Regions from separate parts of the Homo sapiens genome. Here region 2 is linked to region 1. Evidence: chromatin contacts called from ENCODE Hi-C or POLR2A ChIA-PET data. All regions are on one chromosome and are shown on one strand. Each heading gives the region's core, a stretch centred on a gene start or an enhancer-like site at or near the end of the contact. The rest is flanking DNA. Distances are from core to core; before and after follow the strand shown.

Region 1 (2,712 bases), core at 184-2,683:
GTAGCCTCACTTTCAGTTCTCTCCCGAAGCCAGACTGTTTCATGCCTCTACACCTTTGCTCGTGCTATTCCTTCTACCTAAAATGCCCTTCCCCACCCTACCCCCGCCTCACCCCCACCTCTACCTGACAAACACCCATTCATCCTGCCAAAGCTAATTAAGCTCCCCTCCAGGAAGCTTTGCTACCTGCACCCCTAGTGCCCCACTCAGGAACAGCTGAACACATCCCTCTCTGGGCTGTGTTATCAAATAACACAATATAATTACCAAATTATCCCATATCAACTGCCCCTTGGCCATGGCAAGTAATTCCATCTCTCTGAGCCTGTGCCTCCTCAGCTACAAAATAGGGGTGACTTGTGATTGTGGACCAGAGACAAGCTATTTAAAACAATCTTGCACTGCTCCTGGAATATGGTGGAACTCAACAAATGACAGTTGTTATAATTATTACTTTTTTTTTTTAACATGTAACAATTAGCATTTTGTCAGAAGACCCTCAGAATAGCCTTTCTGCAGCTAAACCAAGAAAGCAACTTAGTTTGGGAGAAAGAAGAAAGATTTTGCAGTCAGACAGAGCTGCCCTAGTGAAGCACAGCTTCCTGGGATGAAGGTAAAGAGGGAGACAAAGGTAACTAAAGCACCTAGCAATGCACTAGGAGACAAGGTGCCAGGCAGCACCAGTGCAATGCCCCAGAAAACCTGGAAAGAGGTGTAAGATTGCCCTCTAGGGGCTCAACTTTGAAATCGTCACATAATCAATGGGAGAGGTAGTCACCGAACTATATACACTTAAAATTGAAGCACTGTGTTGTATGTAATTTATACACCAATAAAACTGAATTTTTTTTTTTTTTTAGTTACCTTAAAGCAAGTTCTACATAGAGAAAAGAAAAAGTAGGCAGGCCTGGTGGGGACTCCTGTGGCCAAGCTGGAGCACCAAGCCCATCTAAGGGGAGGGGTAGCCTCAATCCAGCAAGATGATACCCAGGGCTGCCAATCTCCTAGGTTTTAAACAGAAGGTGGAAATCCAGACTTCTGCATGAAATTCAATTTTTTACATACTGGCAACTAATTCACACTTTAAAAAATACTGTAAGCCAAACAGATCATATCTGTTGGCATATTTGATCTGCAGGACTTCCCAGTATTAACTGCCTTAAAGACACAGAGCAGCTCAAAGGCCAGATTGAAGACAATAAAGTAGCTAAAGCATGCACCTTTAAAAAGGGTGGTGGGAGCCCAGAAAGATATTGGCAGAGTCCATCCACGTGAGGGGTCCCTGGGCCCTAAAGATTCAATACCTTGCCCTGCCCAACAGTGAGTCAATCTGTGTCGCAGATCTGGATCCGTCTCACCAGGGCAAAACCAAGGACTCTGGCTCCAGTTTTCTGCTAACCATCTGACCTTGACTTAGCTTCCTAGGCAGGCCTGCCTTCAGGGAGGGAACACGCTGATCCTACACACCCAGGAAGGTTTCACCACAAAGAGGGCCACACCCTGAGCAAAAATCCAGAGCTGGCATCTGACTGCTGCACTGATCTCTGGGAGTGCGCCTGGGACACAGCTATCCCTGAGAGACAGCTGCATTCATAGGACTGACATGTTGGGTTTTGGTGCCTCTCCAGTCAGACCTATGGGAAATCCCAGGAAGATGCCGCCTTTAGCAAAGCTCTGATCCGACATCCATGGAGACTCTACCACCTAGAACACAGTAAGTACTTGATACACGTTAACCCTTCCCAAAGTCCCCCTTCCAAAAAAAGATGAGCAATTAAGCTTCTGTGGCACATGCTAACAGGACCACTCTCCTCTAGGATCACCTTAAAATGTGCCAGGCTCTGTACCTTTACGTGCTGTTCTCTCTGCTAGGCAAAGCGTCCTCACCCAACTCGCAGGACTCCTTGTCTGACAAGCCCTCCCCATTCCACGCCCAGGCAGAGCTGATCACACCTTGCTTTTGTCACAGCACGGAACCCTGGGCTCACCTCTATCACGGCATCAATCACGACATATATTTTTTTTAACATCTATCCCCTCCCACACTGAGAGCACCATAGAAGCAGGACAACGTTCAGCCCTGCATTCCCAGCACGCATTCCCAAGGCCACACTCAGTAGTTGGTTAAGGAATGAATCTATACTTCCTCTAATTCAAGCTTTAATTCATACACCCAACCACATCCTAGACTCTACTCACTGAAGCTCACAGGCCCTCAAACCCAACATGTGCCAACTGAAGGTATCATCTTCCCTCTCCCTCCACCCAAAAACATTTCCTCTTTTTCCTTTTCCCCCAACAAAATTCAATAAATTGCACCACCCCACAGCTGCTCATGTTCAAAACCTGGGCAAGGGCCAGGCACAGTGGCTCATGTCTGTAATCCCAGCACTTTGAGAGGCCGGCAAATCACCTGAGGTCAGGTGTTCAAGACCAGCCTGGCCAACATGGTGAAACGCTGTCTCCACTAAAAATACAAAAATTAGCCAGGCTTTTTTGGTGGCGGGCAACTGTAATCCCAGCTGCTCAGGAGGCTGAGGTAAGAGAATCACCTGAACCTGGGAAGCTGAGGTTGCAGTAAGCCAAGATCACGCCACTGCACTCTAGCCTGGAGGACAGAGTTAAGACTCCATCTAAAAAAAAAAAAAAAAAAAAAAAAAATGCCTGGGCAAGGGTGTGTCACTGTAGCTTTTCCCCTTATCCCCCAGATCC
Region 2 (2,700 bases), core at 161-2,660, 42 kb before region 1:
AATAGGTCTTCTTTTCCAAATATCTTTTTTGTCAGAGCCTTATCCAAAGGAGTTATAGCCCTGAAATGTTTGGATTTTTAAAAGCTGTCTTGTTTTCTCCTCCTTGCATGTTTCTATTTCCTCTATGTACCTCTGTTCTGTTTGGCCTTTGTCTTTGTCTTTCCTTTTTTTTTTTTTTTGAGAAGGAGTTTCACTCTTGTTGCCCAAGCTGGAGTGCAGTGGCACAATCTCGGCTCACCGCAACCTCTGCCTCCCGGGTTCAAGCGATTCTCCTGCCTCAGCCTCCCGAGTAGCTGGGATTACAGGCATGCACCACCACACCTGGCTAATTCTGTATTTTTAGTAGAGACGGAGTTTCTCCATGTTGGTCAGGCTGGTCTCAAACTCCCGACCTCGGGTTATCCGCCCACCTCAGCCTCCCAAAGTGCTGGAATTTCAGGCGTGAGCCACCACGCCAGGCCATCTTTCCTCCTAAATTCTTTTCTCCTATTTGATAAACTCAGGCCATCCACCTACTTTTAGGGGTTAGAAGTGCTCAGCAGCTCTGAGAGTGTGGAAAGGACCTGTCAAAGGTGGCCTCACAGTGAGGTGCGCAGGTAGAGGCCCAGGTATTTTGCTGGAGGACCCCCAATTGTCAGCATTTTTCAGTTGTTTCTCCTCTCTGAGGCATCTCACTGCTGGGCATGCACACTTCCACTCCCTCCCTGTTTTCACTTAAGTGGTCACTCCTGCTTTCAGTTACATCTGGTGACCCCATGGCCAGAGATTCTCTGGTTTAAGGTCTCCAGAGATCTCCTGCTGGTGAGGAGAGTGTCACCTCTAACTGCTTAGAATTACAGCCAGTCTCCCATTTTTAAAGTTACCAGGTATAGCCAATGCATGCTATGCCTTTCTGGGGTTCTGCAGCATAAACCAGCTTGCTTCTTGTTGGCTTTTTGTCCCAAAGGCATGTAGCTGTGTGGAGAAAGCTGAATCCTATGCCCTTAACACTTGCCCATCCACTTAGCCAAATTTTTTTTTCTTTGTTTTTTTCTTTTTACCTCTTTCGTCTACAAGCCACACTTATCCAAAATTCTGTTGACAACTCACACTTGCTATTATACCTGCTTCTATTCTCCTAGTTAGTCCCTGTGGGTTTATACCTTTTTATTCTTTCATTGTTATTTTAATGAGGTTTCTGTAGGAAGCAGAGTTAAATGCCTATGTTTACTCCATCATGGTTATCTGTAAGTCTGAGGTGAATTTCAAAAACTCACGACATGATCAAACAAGAAGGGTACTCCTAAAGAAAAAGGAACAGTTAGAGAAAAAGTACAGGGGAATGAAAGAGCATGGTATAAATAAGTAACAGGAAGTATTTGCAGTAGAAGAACCTCAGTGAAGTGGCCTGAGCACTAGGGCAAAACAAGCCAGAGTGTGAATCCAGGCTCTGCTATTTAGTCGTCATATGACCCAGGATATGTTTCTTCCCTTCTCTGAGTTTCTGTTTCACCACACTTACCTCCCTGGTGGCTGAAGCCCAAATGACATAATTAAAGCTCTAAAGTATTCTGAAACATAGCAATGATTACTGTAATCATAAATATTTCTGCAAAAGAATTATTTTTTAAAAAAATCAACCCATGCCAAATTAAAAAATTTAAATACAAAAGTTACAGTACCTGAAGCAACACGTCCTTCTGATTGGTACTTTCTGTTAGATGTTTGATCACTTGCTCTTGATTGTGCAATTTTTTATTGCTTTCACTCAGAAGACTCTTGTAACGATTTTCCATTGCTTTCTCTCTTTCATTCACTTCATTGCGTAATTTTTCAACTTCATTTCTAAGATCCTACCAGAAGAAAATGAAAAAATGGAATTTACTTGACAAAAATTTCAATCTCTTATGTGTTTGACTTGCTAAATTACTGCTACAAGAGAGCAAGATAATAGATGTATTTAAGGGAGTATACAAGTGTATATTTAAATCCTTCTCACTTAAAATCTTACAAAAACCACTATAAGAATAATCTGAAATTTGGCAAAAGATTTATGAACAGATATTTATCACAACATTATTTAAAATGCTGGAAAACCAGAAAGAAACTAGACAGTCAACAACAGAGAAATAATTATAAAGAGTACGGTATTTAAAAAACACACACCCACAATTATGAGTCAAAACAAACCAGAGTATCAAACTGTACAGATAATAAGATGCTCATTATTTTCTAAATGTTAATACAAATGTCATAAGGCTGAGGTAACACATCAAAACAACAACAGTATATCTAAGTAGAGGAATTGTGGGTAATTTTCCATTTTTTTTACTTATTTTTCTAAGTTTCCACAATTTCTAAATAATCCTGTATTATCTTCATAATCAGGAAAAAAACTGTCTTAATACCATTTACAAAGAATTTATAATAACATAAAAAAAGTTCATGTTATTCCCATGTTACAGAAAAAGGAAAAAAAAACCGTATACAGAATGATTGTGACTACCTTTAAATATGTACTATTTGCAATACTGAAGCACTATTCATAATAGCAAAAGGCTGTGAACAATCCAAATGTCCACCAACAGAGGAATAAACTATGGTACATTCTCACAATGGAGCACTCTTAAGCTATAAAGGAAAAGGAATGAGGACTCTTTCTCTCTATAAATATACTGCCCTAAAGTAATCTTCAGAATATTTTGTTAAGTGTGTGTGGCA

Evidence for each region. A loop is a pair of places that touch in the nucleus more often than their neighbours do. ChIA-PET counts read pairs that join two places held with the same protein, here RNA polymerase II (POLR2A). Pooled maps may share reads with other maps.
Region 2: a pooled map shows a loop between it and region 1 (2.0-fold over the local background). The contact joins two enhancer-like sites. A Hi-C loop is called at or near these places in 3 of 168 maps with a recorded cell type or tissue (chondrocyte, gastrocnemius medialis and mucosa of descending colon) and 5 of 50 pooled maps. POLR2A ChIA-PET finds 5 or more read pairs at or near these places in 2 of 52 experiments (MCF 10A and naive thymus-derived CD4-positive, alpha-beta T cell).

The regions. Positions count from the first base shown.
Region 1 is chr9:120,531,163-120,533,874 of GRCh38, forward strand. All of the region lies in intron 7 of CDK5RAP2 (CDK5 regulatory subunit associated protein 2), which reads right to left. Among named protein-coding and RNA genes, the nearest start is that of CDK5RAP2, 48 kb to the right of the region's middle. Within about 2 kb of position 1,434, at least 11 of the 41 ENCODE cell types and tissues checked have a DNase peak (open chromatin) inside an H3K27ac peak, as active enhancers do.
Region 2 is chr9:120,489,646-120,492,345 of GRCh38, forward strand. CDK5RAP2 (CDK5 regulatory subunit associated protein 2) reads right to left here. Exons shown (of 38, transcript NM_018249.6): 13 at 1,662-1,832. Among named protein-coding and RNA genes, the nearest start is that of CDK5RAP2, 89 kb to the right of the region's middle. RefSeq lists enhancers at 1-433, 434-933. Within about 2 kb of position 1,411, at least 4 of the 41 ENCODE cell types and tissues checked have a DNase peak (open chromatin) inside an H3K27ac peak, as active enhancers do.